Regions from separate parts of the Homo sapiens genome. Here regions 2 and 3 are each linked to region 1. Evidence: chromatin loops called from intact Hi-C (ENCODE). Cell type or tissue: PC-3. All regions are shown on one strand.

What was found. A loop is a pair of places that touch in the nucleus more often than their neighbours do. Peaks named below come from ENCODE experiments on the same cell type or tissue, not always from the same donor. Only the 100,000 strongest peaks of a DNase experiment are listed, where the experiment ranks them.
Region 2: it touches region 1 in a loop (7-fold over the local background); 27 of 110 quality-filtered maps call a loop at or near these places.
Region 3: a loop joins it to region 1, with 5 times the contacts of the local background. A loop is called at or near these places in 34 of 110 quality-filtered maps.

The regions. Positions count from the first base shown.
Region 1 is chr11:31,956,130-31,961,129 of GRCh38, forward strand. No RefSeq gene overlaps it. Among named protein-coding and RNA genes, the nearest start is that of LINC03031, 83 kb to the right of the region's middle. In PC-3, CTCF peaks have their summits at 2,192 (motif pointing left) and 2,412; a DNase peak (open chromatin) is centred at 3,822; H3K27ac peaks cover 1,121 bases.
Region 2 is chr11:31,639,578-31,644,577 of GRCh38, forward strand. The region is part of intron 7 of ELP4 (elongator acetyltransferase complex subunit 4); the gene reads left to right. Among named protein-coding and RNA genes, the nearest start is that of ELP4-AS1, 130 kb to the right of the region's middle. RefSeq lists a silencer at 4,284-4,578. In PC-3, a CTCF peak has its summit at 2,088 (motif pointing right); a DNase peak (open chromatin) is centred at 4,494.
Region 3 is chr11:31,395,320-31,400,319 of GRCh38, forward strand. All of the region lies in intron 2 of DNAJC24 (DnaJ heat shock protein family (Hsp40) member C24), which reads left to right. Among named protein-coding and RNA genes, the nearest start is that of DNAJC24, 28 kb to the left of the region's middle. In PC-3, a CTCF peak has its summit at 2,115 (motif pointing right); no DNase peak of the experiment used is centred here.

The sequences.
Region 1 (5,000 bases):
TGGGTGGTGAGCCTGGGTCAGGCAGGGCCTCTCAGGCTATGGGAAGATGTTTCCATGAGAGTACCGTGACATGTACTCCTCTCTTATGGAGGAGAGGTCACCTACACATGTCACTGTACTCTCATGGAAACCGGAACCTATTGGCTTGGGATCCTCTTGAGATCTGGGATAATCTCATGGCCTGGGATTCTCTTGAGGGTCTCAGTCACCTCCCTATCCTGGCATAGAGTGAAATAACTGAGGCTTGAATGAAAGTCTTCCTCCAAGTCAGCCATCAGAAACATGCCTTATCTGAGTCAGGAAGAGTTTAAATTCATGGCTTCGTAGGAAGGTCTGTGAGTCAGGCCCAAGCTCAGGGCGTTTCTACAGGCCCTTACACATGCTATGTATGTGGGGACAGGGGTGGACTGAGGCATTTCAGTAGTCCTGAGTCACCTCACCCACATAGACACCAGCTGCACTAAACTTTCCAGGTTGATGAGGTTAACTCTGAAGCCCTCCTGCCATTATTTCTGGATCCCTGAATTTCCCTGCAGTGTTCTTTCTCTATCCACACTGTTCGCCTGCTACATCTTGCTGCTCAAGCTTCTTCTTGGGGTACCCCCTTAGCTCAGCTTAAAAATTACATCCCTTATTTTTTAGCCATTCTCTCATCCTCATAAAAATTTCTATCTCCTTAATGCAGACATTAGCAAGAAAGCAATCTAATTGAAAAAATTCATGCTAAGGTGTTGGTATCACCATCACACTCATGGGGGTATTTGATTGTTGAAAAAAGAAAGATATGTGCCCAGATTACAGCATTTACTCAATGCATTGAGGACACACATGTTTGCCAAGGGATGGGCGTTAGAAAGATAAGAGAAAGGTTTAGGAATGGTAAGCCTTCCCAAATCTCCTAAAACCTTGTGCCTAAGGCTAACTTTGTTTCCAGATCCCAAAAGACAGAAAAGACAGTCCTCCACATTTGCAAGCCAAGATCAAGGTAGCTTGATGGTCTGAGGACAGGATAGTTACAAAGCACAGTTAGATTCTTAAGGTGCCTGCGTGCCTACCATTGGGTCAGCCCCAATCTGAAACCAGCTTCTCCGATTGGGGTTAAAATAACACCAAAACAAAACAAAGCAAAACAAAAAAACAAAAAAATAAACAAGGATGAAGCAACATATGTTGGAAACCTACGTGTATGTTATTTTATTTACTCTTCATCACAATCCCATGATCAGATTGTATATTGTCCCATTTTCCAGATGAAACTGAGGCTCAGAAATATTTAGTGATTTTCCCAGGGTCATGCAAATATACTTAAAGCACTGGGATTCAAACCAGGCCTGTCTGACTCCAAAGCTCCATTCCTCCTCCTGTGCCTCAGGGTTAAAACTCTATCCTAAGGCGGTGGCAGCTGTCCCGGCCAGGGCATTCTGAGAGCCACTTGCAGCTCTTCCATTTACCAGGTTGAGATTTACTTCCTGTCTCTGGGCTTCAATTTTCTCATCTAGAAAACTGGGAGACAGACGAAGTTCTTTGAGGTTCCCTTGCAGGCCTAAGCATCACCGTGTTGGGTGATTCTTCCTTTGATAAGTCAGTGTACAGCTCATTTGATGTGCAAATGTCAAAATGTCAGCAGTGCCATGAACCCTTGAGCATTCGGCTCCTTAGAGAGAAGCCTCTTGAAGGGCGGCAGGAGGTGGGCCACCTTGGACCGGCAAGTCCACAGAGGCCTGGAGAGATGTGGTGCACAGGAGAGAGGTAGATCCTCCAGCTAACCCTGGGATTTCCCGGGGAATGGGCATTTGTGTACCTCCTTGTGGACAGGGCCTGAGCCCATGGCCCGATGATCACCTGAGTTTTTACAAGGTGGTTGAGAGTTTGGGTGTGTTTTTCCTCTCTCCTTTTGAAAACCAAGAGGTCAGCGTGAGTGTAATTCTGACACATGAAATCTGCTCCTTGTTTGGAAACACCCTTTTCAAATAAATCTTGAGATGGGATTAAGAGAACAGTTTTGGCTCGTTTTCAGGACTGTCATCTGTTGAACATCTCCCAGCTCATTTGAAGGAAGTGACAGAAGAGAGTGAGATTTCAAATCAGGGAAATTGGCGACAGGCTCTGCTCAAATTGGCCTCCCCACCTCCAGCGTGCAGCCCGCAGAAAACAAAAGCTCCGGAGTAGGAAAGTGACACAGCGCCACCTCCCGGTAGCCTGGCCGGCCAAGGCCTCTGGCTTAAGCGGGCCTCTGGCCTGCCAAAATGCCTGGGGAGGGAAGAGCTGTGTCTCTGCACTCATAAGATGGGAACAGGGGGGTTCTGGGAGCTCCAAACGTTTCAGTTCACAGTGTGTGCAGTCGTGTGTCTTGCGCATACACACATGCACATAGACAGCCAATTTGAACACCGAGGATTAACTTGTCTTAAAGGGGCAACTCTCTCGTCCATCTACTTTTAGGCAGATTTTAAAGACGATCATAGTAGTTAGCATATGGACTTTGGAGCCTGGTTGCCTGGGTTCAAATCTCAGCTTGGCACTTAATAGCTGTGCAACCTTGGCCAACTTACTTAACCTCTCTGTGTCTGTTTCATCTCCTACAGAATAAGGATAATAAGAGTATCAACCTCAGAGGATCACTGCAAGAATTGAGTGGGATACATATGACGTGCTTAGCACAGTTTGTGGCCCATGGTAAGTGCTCAGTATGTATTAGCTATTTTTGGTATTCAATTAAATATAGCTCACACATTTTTTTTTTCTTCTTTACACCCACCTGTTCGGCCATTTCTAACTGCCTGTTGGCTTATACATCCTATGCAGATGTTTCTGGTTCAAGGAAGATAATGCTAAATCCACAGTTTTGCTGAAATAATTGACCCTACCCAAACGCACACCCTAAACTGAATGAACTACTTGGCAGATTTTGAGAAAAATCATCCTTGGGTAACTCCCATGTATTTTTTTTGTTTTTGTTTTCGAGCAGCCTGGCTGTGCAGTTGGGGCAGTTGATGCTTCAGAGTAAACCCAGGAAGGCTTCATGGGCCTGTGGATGATACATACAGCACTCTCAAATGTTGAGCTTCAACTCATGAGGCAATATTAGTCCTGGATTTTCCTACATTTGTCTGTAGATTGCTCCAGGGACACTGGCAGATGAGGAAAGGGTTTCATTTCAAGCCTTCCTGCTACATTTGAGCCAGAAGGTCTCTGGGAAGCTCCTTCATGGGGCCAGACTTGGGATGTGCATCCATCTTGATGGAAAGTTCTCCCAACCTAGAGAAAAGATGGTGAGGCAACAGGCTGCCAAGGTCAGAGGCTGGTCTTTCCCAAAGTCAACCGTAAATCAAAGCCTCCAAGGTGACCGACCACGTGTCACAGACACCAGCTCTGCAGTCTCTGAGCGGGTGGCACAGGGCTTGATGACAGGAGGCCACCCCTTCCCCAGCCCATCTGCTGCTAGGGAAGACCAGCGTGTGGGCTGTTCATTGCCACCAAGGAGGTTTTCCTGCTGTTTACTGAGGTTTAACTCTCCTTGTAAAGGAGGGCCTGGCCCAAACATCTGTTTCATCAAAGGGGTTGGAGTCTTGGAGACACAAAAGCTTCTCTCAGTGGCTCCATTCTATGGCCTTTATCGCTCCCAGAGTCGTCCTATTAATATGCTGAAACAGCCATGACTTTGCCACTATGAACGTGTCTAGGGAGCACAGCCAGGTTTCAGGGTGAGGAAGGAGAGAAAGGGAGAGTCCTTTGAATCCCCTCAGACTTTACACTTGGCTTCCTCTTATGGGTAAGACTTAACCATGACTCACCTGTTTTAGAATGTTTTGTTAGCCAATCCCTGATTTGCTTGAAACCTCCAAAGTCTCAAGAAAATAGCCTCAAGGGAACTTGGAGCTAAGTCGCAATGTCTCAGGCCTAATAAATAAACTGCATATGAGGACAGCACATGATCGAAAGAGCAAATGCCAGACCGGGAATCTTCAGGTCCAGCACTTGGAAGTCACTGGGATTTTTGCAGAAAACCATGAAGCATTAACGTTTTAAGTTTAAAGGATTAAATAGATAATTTAGGGCTACATCTGACTGTGGAGCCCTGGAGTCTCCTGCTATTTATTGGCTATTTAACTCTGCAGTAGTTACTTCACGTCTCTGAAACTCCATTTCCTCATCTGTCAAAGGGACGGAAAATACTGGGGTGAGGACTTAATGACAAATAATATGTTTTACTCCCTCTAGTGCTTGGCACGTAGACACTCAAACAATGGTAACCAAGTAACAAAAGTTTAAGAGAAATGTGTCAGAGAAGAAGCTAACTTGAGAAATGCTTTTCCATTGAAATTATTATTATTTAAAAAGTTTTGTTTTTGTAAATTGGGAAAAGAGTGCCACAGCTTGATGATAGTGGAGTGGCAGACGTGTTGTATGGCCCGGCTAGGGCAGGCGGCCCTGATATATGCAGCGGTGTGGCTTCCTGTGCTAGGTTAGGGTTCTCAACCTTCTCTACCTATGACAACACACCTATCCAGTGGCATGAGGTTGCCCAACCCACTCTCCTCATTGATGACAGGTTCGAATCCTAGCTCGATCACTAGCTTTGCATTATCTTGGGCAAGTAAATGAGTGATATGAATAGTACCTACCTTCCAGGTTTTGGGGGGTGGGTGGGTAACTGTGATTATGTAGATAAAGCACTGAGGACAGTCTTGAGCACAAAATAAATGCTCAATCCAAAAGAAAAAAATGCGTTCATGATTTCTGTATGATTTTCAGCCCCAGCTATAACCCCGTCTTTTTCACTCAGGGAAGCAATTTGGAAAATAACACTGTGATAGGGATACTCTTGAATCTGCTCAAAAATTGCTAAAACTCATTCACACATAGATTTAATCATTATCAGTAACAAATTATTTGTGAATGACTTCATAACTGTTGTAGATCACAAGTCCTCAAACGCAAATGGGTGCCATACTTTTCTCCAGGCTGCGTGAAATCTGCATTTGCTTCAGGTGGCTGCT
Region 2 (5,000 bases), 320 kb before region 1:
AAACTTTTTACACAAACTCTAAATTATCTATAAAGTTCTGTCTATATTAAGCATAGTAGTATATGTATAACTTTGTCTTTGTGTAAATATGCATATTGAATAAGAACAGGATATATTTTAAATCGTCAGTAAGGATATATTTTAAATTGTCATTTTCATCTTTAAAAGAGAAGTACGATTCAGAAACCTTTCATTACACTTAATCTAACCAAAACATATTCAGTAAACCATAAAAAAAATTTGGTTTAAAATATTTTTCCTTTCTCTAAAATAACTTTGTGATGTTCTTGTTCATACTGTTATTCATTCTGTAGTTCCTATAATGGTAGTAGTTATTAGCTAAAGGGCTATTTAGGGCCAAACTTTTCAAATGTATCAATGATATAAATAGTGAAATGTCTCATCACGGTATGGAGATTGAGTCATCTGTTTGGACATATGGAATCTTTGGCTGCTGGACTGCATCATCTTTATAATGCCCAGTGTCCAAGGATGGACACAACTGTTCTGGGAGCAGAAGGGGGTGTGGGGAGCCCTGTGTGTTCAAGCTACATGAATATGGTAGGAGAAAAAGAGGGGAAATGATCTTTTACATTATTTTTATCATAAACTATCTTCTATATCACTTTTTGTGTATAGAAAACAAGTACAACTTTATTTAATTTTTCATTTATTTTACAAATAAAATTACTAAATTTTTTTCTTTGGCATTGTAAGATATCTGAAAAATACCTGTGAGAAAACATGAGTTTTGAATTATTCCTATTTATATACTTGGTTACGTACTTTCCCTTAAAGAAAGATTACCGTCATCAAATGTGAATGATACTTATTTTTTAATGTTGAGACCAAACATGCTTGTAAACAATTACAATTTAAAGCTGTTTAAGTACCACGTCAGATATTATGTCCTAGTGTTATGTTTTATCCCTTTCCTATTAATTACATTATTATTGCTATATGAAGAGTTCTTGCTTCTTTAATAATGTTTTCGCACCCTATGTAGTTAATCTTTAATGTTGGGAAGGACAGGGGAGAGATTAAATTAGGCTTGTAACCTCTTTTTCTTCCAGGCTGATGATAGAAAATAAAAGCTCTTAGCCACAAAATGTAACACTTAGAATTAATATTTAATTAGACTAGCAAATTGTACACTGTGGCTGAAAGCTTCCAAAGAGTTGTTAGTGCCACAATTGACCTACAGGTTTAATAATAACTCACTTCTAGAAGCAAGTGCCAGTTCAGCATAGTAGAGCCACTGTAAGAAAGTCCTGAGAGATTAAAATCAGCAAACCAAATGGCAGGCAAGGATTCCTGGGATGGAGCCTTCTGGAAAGCTGGGAGCTGGAATAGCTTTTAAGCCAGGATTCAGATGAGAACAGTGGGTGAAAAAGCTGATCCCTCCTGTTCTGGGAGCTTCTGGTTGTAGGCCAAAATCTTAGAACAGATTTTTACTAAATGTTTTTGCTGCAGCTATTAACTTACATTGAAAATCAAATATTGAATAATTTTTCTGTAAAATTTAGCAAACTTTTTGTGTCAACATTAGTTCTTAATTTCTTACATATTAGTACATAATATCTGTAAACTCAGATCATTAGATTATCAGATAGGTTTGGCGCTGTACATCTATGCTGTTTTGCTGTGACATGCTGTTTCCTTGTTCCCTGTATAGTTGATTTATATGGTTCATTTCTATATTATTTCATTACGGGGCATTATGCAGAGCCTGAGAAAGAGATTGTGAAGTCTGTAGCCCAAGAATTTTTTTTCTTCAAGAAAGTGTATATATCAACAAACATAATTCAAAGGCATTCTTAATTTTTAAAGGCCTTATATTATAAAAGCAATGCTATATTTTATGTTTATGATGCACTTAAATTACAAGATAAATAATTTGACCTCCTGGTGAAACATTGGATCTTTATATTTTTGCCAAATTGATCTGGTGAAAATAAGACACCCTGAGTTTGAAAATGCGCAGACTGAAAGGGGGGCACCTTACATAATTTATTGATAGTATCTTAAATAATTAAAGAAAAGCTAGTCATTTGTTCAAAATTCAAGCAGGTGAGGACCTTGCCAGCAGAGGGAGTAGTTCTGTCTTCCGTCAGGTTCCCATCATTTTCCCACCTGCCTCAGCCTTTTTCCCAGCCAGTCTCCCATCTGGACCTGGCTCTTGTCAACCTGCTCCTGATGACAGGCTATAATTTTATACTCAATATGGGATTATTCTAAGCTGATTTTAAACTTTAGTATCTTTAACCTGCTACTGCATCACAAACATCAGCTGGATGCTCTGTTTGATATTTGGATATTAGCAATTGTTTTTCAAGGCAGGGCGTGAGCTTTTGGACATCTGTGAATTGCATTTTAGGGTTTCAAGTATCAAAGTACTAAAAAAAGATTTCTGATTTAGGAAGTTTCCCATAAAACATTTTTAATCATGAAAGACAAATTTTTCTGTGGGTAGATTTCTTAATATGAAACTAGATGTATAGTTAAGAAAAATGCCTACAATTAATTTTGAATATTATACCATTATTCTGTCCAGCCTATTCATTTCAGTATTTTGTTCATCCCATTTCTGACTTTTCAGAATATGTAAGTTTTTGTAATGTTTTATAGAATAACTTACTGAAAAAGAAACAAAACTAATATAAATAAATGTTCTGCAAAGTATGTTTATTTGAATATTTGAAGCCAGTGTAAATATAATATAAACAATATTTCTGAAAGTAAAACAATGTGTTCTTAAAAAAAGTCTCAATTATAAAGAACCAATATTTTCATATCAAAATTTAGAATATTGAGTATTTGACCATGTAGAAAACACAAAAAGTTGTGGCTCCATTGCCTATTCCTAGTAAAATTTGATATCTTAGCAGTTTTTTTCACCATCAAGGTTAGGAATATTTGCCATTAGCCCCTTTGTGGATACGTTTTGAGCTTTAGGATAAAGAACCAAAATATGTTTGTTTTACAGTTTTCCTATGTGAATATTACTATATGATGCTAGGCAGATAATGTTACATTTAGAATTTTTTTAATTTACAGAAGTTCCTCTGTATTCTAAAATTAACCATGACTTGAAGTTCCGTGTTAAATCTGGAAAGATTTAATCTAATACCGTCATCAGTTTATTACAAATATTCTAAATTTCATGATTATGAACAGAATTATTTTCCCACTATCAAATATTTTTTAATAAAATAAAAATCTAATCCACAGAAGCAAGTGACAACTCTGGAGGAAGTGGGACAAGTTTGTAAAAAGTTAAAAATGTAGTATAAATAACTTTTTATTATTTCACAGTCTTGATTACTGTAGAATGGAAAACCTAATAAGCATGGAAAAATAAATGTCTTATTAAATATCCCCATATTTATCCTTGGATCCAAGCTTATTTTTTGGATTACAGAACAAAGAAAGGTCTTAAGTTCTCCTATATTCATGTTCTCTGCATATCATTTTTCAGAAAATGTTATAAATTGAACTGTTGATTATGACATACTTGCTTTTCTTGTGGGTACTCCCCTCCCCGCTCTCTCCCAACACACAACCACTACATCATGTATTATGGTCAAACGTAAAGTAACTTAAATATTTATCTAAGTCTTCAAAATTAACTTAATAGTGCTTTCGGGCTATTATAGCCCCAAATCTGTTATTTGTGCCATACTCAAATGAGAGCTCTTCCTTTCATATTATTTTTCCTATCTTTCTTAAATAGTATAGAGTAACTCAGGAACTTGCTCTTACTTGAGGCGTTGCATAAATGCTTTATGTTGATTGATTTACCCCTTTCAAGCTTCTTGATAATTAAGTTATTGGTTAATTACTTCTTAATCCTCTTACTAAAATTTTTTCTGGAAATATATTTTGTGTTCGTACAAATTGCATCTTTTATACTGTTGAGATAATTAGTTTTGGGAAAATAAGGAAATATTGAGGGTTTAAGGTATTCTGATTGTTACTTGGTAACTCTAAGTAGATATCTGAACCATTTTTATTAGAAAATTGTAGGAGCTTTAAATGGCAGTGATTAAATTTTTATCTCTTAACAAAATTCATAGTTTTGACTTTAAGAACTTTGATCTGAAAGGGAGCATTAAATTAATCTTCCTTAATTTAAAATCCATTTAACAGATTTGTTTTACCCTAATAAAAAATGTATTACCATTGTATAATGGCAAACAGGAAACACTCTATGAAACCAAACAGAGAACAGTCAAAACAAATACTCTGAAGGTTTTTTTTTGAAATTAAAATTGAAATACAAAGGTAGAAGACTGGACAATCTGATTTGCTTTGCTTATTTGCAACACCATTTGACATATTTTAAATTTAAATGATTAATTAAATTATGTTGCAACAGAAAACTTTAAGAGCCCTTTATGTAACTTAATACAATGCTATTTGAGATTGCCAGCAAACTCTTAAAACTCCTGGACACTGGCTTTCCTCTCTTCTGGCTTCCCTCCTAGTCATGTCTTGGCTACTATCCAGAGCTGACAACTCTCACCCAGGAGCGCAGGGAGATTTGTCTAGGATAAGAAGGATTTTTGAGCCATCCTACATTTTAATATCCAGATGGGCAAGGAGGAGGGGTGGCAATATCATTGTACATACTTGGGTGATGTCATTATAACATACATACACCATAAGCATTAATTTACCCAGATTGGTGAATTCTGAATGTCCTTACTGAAATGTTCCGTACTGGAAACGATATTGTAACAACTTGAAAATTAATGCAAAGATTATGTTCAAATTTAAGTAATTGACGTACAAATGCCTCTACTTCTCCATTTCTATCTATTAATATATACTGAAGACCAAAGGGGTTTTACATCTTGGTGAATAACATAAAAACACTTGGAATCTGTTAAAATGAGAATATGGATGTTCCAGTTTCAAGGCCTCTGCTCAGATCATTATGCTAAAGCTTTCTGAACACTGCTGGTTATATTATGACAATTTATTATCCATAGTGTATT
Region 3 (5,000 bases), 560 kb before region 1:
TACTATTGTGAGTAGTGCTGTAATGAACATACACATCCATGTCCTATGTGTCTTTGTGGTGTAAGGATTTATAGTCCATTGGTTTTATACCCAATAATGGGATTGCTGGTCGAATGGTAGTTCTGTTTTAAGTTGTTTGAGGAACCACCAAACTGCTTTCCACAGTAGCTGAACTTATTTGCATTCCCACTAGCAGTGTATAAGCATCCATTATTTTTTTACCTTTAAATGATAGTCATTCTGACTGTATACCCCAATTTTTAAAAAATTTAAATTTTGTTCAAAATATATTGACTCATAATGTGTTATTTGATTTTTACAAAACACTGTGAAGTATATGGACATATTTTTTATTCATTGACTAAATATTAAGGGTCTTGTAACGTGTCAGGCACTGTGCTAGGTGCTATGGATTTAGTGGTGAATGTGGACAAAGGTCCTTACTCTCATGAGTAGCTTATAGTTTGGCAAATATTCTTTTCATTTTTCAAACAAGGAAATTTTATACAGTTGAATAACTTTTCTGGGATCACAAGATTTGTAATAACAGAACCAGAATCAAAACTCAGTTTTTAGTATTTTAAAAATCAGTGTTGCTCCAGTTATCTCTTGTATCTTTAATTTCCCCTTTCCATTAGCTTTTTCCACTCATCCAGTAAAAGCTCTTCAAAAAATTCTTCATTGACCTTGGTTCTTTGAACTGTCACTCCTTTCTTCTTGCCAAACATTAATTGTCTACTATCCATTGGCTTCTCAGCCCACTCCATTTCACCACTGACAGTCTTCTAAACGGTGACTACCGAAGTGGCCAGTGTTCCTTTTTTGCCAAATGTAGTGGATTTACTGTGACATCTGATACTGTTGTAAGTCTTGAATTTTGAAATTTCTTCCTCTCTGGGCAGGAGCATGTCTTTCCTGATTATCTTCTTGCTTGTCTGACCACTGCTCTATTTTCTTTTCCAGGATCTATTCCTCTATGTGATATAAATGTCACTGTGCTTCTGAGTTTTATTTGACCCTCTTCACTTACAAGGAAATCAAGGATTCTTCATCTGAGGCTCAGGGGACTTTGGAGGTCGGTTAGCCCCTCAATTATATGCAAATTTTTATAAGATTCTTAGAGGAGTTCATAACTCAAAAAGGTTAAGACAGACTGCTCTCTGTGTATTCCTTTAGCTTTATCTGCTGCATGAGTGACTTCCAAATTTATGTCCCCTGCTTCCTATGTTTCCCCTTGTCTGACTCCCGCCTTTGATCTTCAGCAGCCTTAGTTTAGCATAGTTCCTCAGGAGGGCTACAGTAGCACAGTAGTTTTTTTATTGCCAATCTCCCTATCTATCCTCTTACCCATTCCATCCTACTATCAGTTTAGAATGTTTTTGTCTTTGAAACAAAAACATGATTATGTCCCTATCATGAAAATAATGTGGAGTTTTAATTAGGAACAAATCCACATTTCTTGGCATACTAAAAAACTCTCTATGATTTGACCCCAGTCTAGCTTTTCAACTTCATCTCCCTTTTCCCTATCCAACCATTCTTTCACTCATTCTTGGTCTGACTTACAGTTCTGCTTTTCGTAACTCTAATACCCATTTTAGTACTTTCTTGCCTTGTATTTGCTACTTCCCTCTCCCTGGAATACCTTTCCTTCCCAATCCTACACAGTTTCTCCATAGCCAACTCTATGCATCCTTCAAAACCTAGTCATATATCACCTTTATTATAAAACCTTCCCCAACTTATCCAAGTGAAAACTTTCTCATGCTGTCATCTTATTCATGCATCTATCCTTCCCAATGCATTATAATAAATTGTTGGCATGCCTACTCTTTACCACTAGACTGTGAGTCCCTCAAGGATAGGGATCCCTGTTTATTCATCATGGTATCTTCATTGGCTGGCACAATGTCTGGCTTGTTGTAAGGTAGTAAATAATTTTTTTTGATGGATAAACATTTTTACGATGCCAGTTTTACACGTGGGTTATATTTTCTCTGAAGCACAAAACCTTAAAAGAGTTTAAAAACATTTTAAAAACCATGTTTCATTTGTTAACTTGCATAAAAGATCAATGAATCGTTGACTGCTTCTTTAGGCAATATTTTACTAAGCAATAGGTGGCAGTAGTGTGTTGTACTTGACTTTACCTTTGTGATTTTTTTTTTTTTTTTCAGCTTTCATAATCTTAATGCAGTGTCAAAGTGTAAAGGACACAATTGCAGTACTCTGATACCTAACTTTTTGTAACATGATCATGTTTTAAGCAAGTGAGCATCTCATAGAAAATAAAGCAAAACAACAACAAAACACAGCCAAAGTCAGTCAATGTGCATCTCTTGCCTGTCTAAACTATATTCAGATTCATTAGAGAATTACAACTGCACGGTCTTAACAGCATTTCCTCACCAACTGTTTAACAGCTGCTTCAAAATAACAGTGATTTGCAATAATGAAAATCAAAAATTATCTCAGAGGATATGTGTTTCTTTTTTTTTTTTATTTTCCCCCGAGATGGAGTCTTGCTCTGTTGCCCAGGCTGGTGCGATCTCAGCTCACTGCAACCTCTGCCTCCTGGGTTCAAGTGATTCTCCTGCCTCAGCCTCCCGAGTAGTTGAGATTACAGGAGCGTGCCACCATGCCCAGCTAATTTTTGTATTCTCAGTAGAGATGGGATTTCATCATGTTGGCCAGGCTGGTCTCGAACTCTTGACCTCATGATCCTCCTGCCTCGGCCTCCCAAAGTGCTAGGATTATAGGCGTGAGCCACCACGCCTGGCCCAATATGTATTTCTTGGTATCCTAAGAAGCCTACTTAGGCCTTTATTTCAAAAATAGTGTATTAAGTTCATTGACTTTAACTACAGTTATTAAATGCTTTATTTTTCTTCTTTTACTCTTTTTTTTTTCCCTGTCAGTATTAAGGTCACCTATCTTGTTTATTGAGCTTCATTTAGTTGACTTTCTCTCATCATTAGGTATTTAGAATTAAGGATTGTTACCACCTCTCCAGCCTTATGCATGTAATCCCATCATTAATTTTGAACACCTATATATGAGAATGTTACATACCTGTATACCTATATATGTTAGTATATTTCATTTCACTTGTTGTTTCCTGTAGCTTATAAAGTTAAATCAGTTGAAGTTTTATTTAAAGAATATTTGTACATTTTAGGTCCACAGGAACATTTCTGCAAATAAAAGAAATAGATAACTTTTATAGGAAACAGTTTTAGCATTGATTCAAATAAGAGGTAGATAAAGATAATCTGTGACATTTTCTTTCTCATATCTTGTTTACTGTTTTTTTCCCATCTCAGGGGTAAAGCACCCAAGGGAATTCAAAGCCACTGAACTAGTATCATTAATATGGCAGAATGATCAAGATCAATTAATATAAGAAAAGCATGAAAGCGTTGACAGAACACACTACTTAATTAGTACCTGATGGCCTTGGTGGCCAGAGCAAGAGCTCTGAGTTGTTGTAGGAGAGCCCCTCTATAGGATCTGTATGTGTACATCGCCACTCTTATTTAGCAGGGATGACTTTAGTTTGACATCAGTTTCTTGAGTCCTTAATTGTATAAAAAAACATCTTTTCCCTGAACCCAGAGAGTAGGTGAAGTCAGCAAGTACCCTCCCTACTGCTAATCGTCATCTGGGGAAATTGGAGGTAAAGGGTTGATATCAGAATTCTCTCTGTAGCTTGTGTTGAATATATCATCAAAGACTTATTTGATTTGCTTTGGGGGAGTGGAGGTGTCTGGGTTTATATTTATATTGGATATTATGTAACCCACTGCACAAGATTTAAAATTGTTTTTATATCTTATGTGCAGTCATACAGGACAGGGGTTATGCTACACTTGCATATATTCAAAAGAGAAAAAAGGCATGTTACTAACAAAAGGAATTGGTATAACATTATATTTTAGAGTTAGTAAATCTCACAGTTTAAGGTATATTATAGAGGTTTTAAAAAAGGTTTTGCCATAAATTGCCATGGATTCAGTAATTCAACCACGTATCTTAACCTTTTACATTTCTTTATTTTTGTGAATTCTGTTTCTGCAGATCTATCTCTTAATTCTCTTTTTTTTTTTTTTTTTTGAGACGGAGTCTCGCTCCGTCACCCAGGCTGGAGTACAGTGGCACGATCTCAGCTCACTGCAACCCTGCCTCCTGGGTTCAAGCGATTCTTCTGCCTCAGCTTCCTGAGTAGCTGGGAGTACAGGCGCACGCCATCACGCCCAGCTAATTTTTGTATTTTTAGTAGAGACGGGATTCCAACATATTGGCCAGGCTGGCCTCGAACCCCTGACCTCGTGATCTGCCCGCCTCGGCCTCCCAAAGTGCTGGGGTTACAGGCGTGAGCCACCATGCCCAGCCTCTTTTTTTTTTTTTTAACTGTTTTTTCTTTTTTTTTTTTTTTTTTTTTTACTTCAAGCTCCAGGATACATATGCAGAATGTGCAGGTTTGTTACATAGGTATACATGTGCCATGGTGGTTTGCTGCACCTATCAACTCATCATCTAGGTTTTAAGCCCCTCATACATTAGGTATTTGTCCAGATGCTCTCCCTCCCCCTGTCCTCCACCTCTCAACAGGCCCTGGTGTGTGTTGTTCCCCTCCCTGTGTCCATGTGTTCTCATTGTTCAGCTCCCACTTATGAGTGAGAACATGTGGTGTTTGGTTTTCTGTTCCTATGTTAGTTGGCTGAGAATGATGACTTCCAGCTTCATCCATGTCCCTGCAAAGGACATGATCTCACTCTTTTTTATGGCTGTGTAGTATTCCATGGTGTATATATGCCACATTTTCTTTATCCAATCTATCACTGATAGGCATCTGGGTTGGTTCAAGTCTTTGCTATTGTAAATGTGCTGCATAAACATATGTGTGCATGTGTCTTTATAGCAGAATGATTTATAATCCATTGGGTATATACCCAGTAATGGGATTGCTGGGTCAAATGGTATTTCTGGTTCTAGGTCCT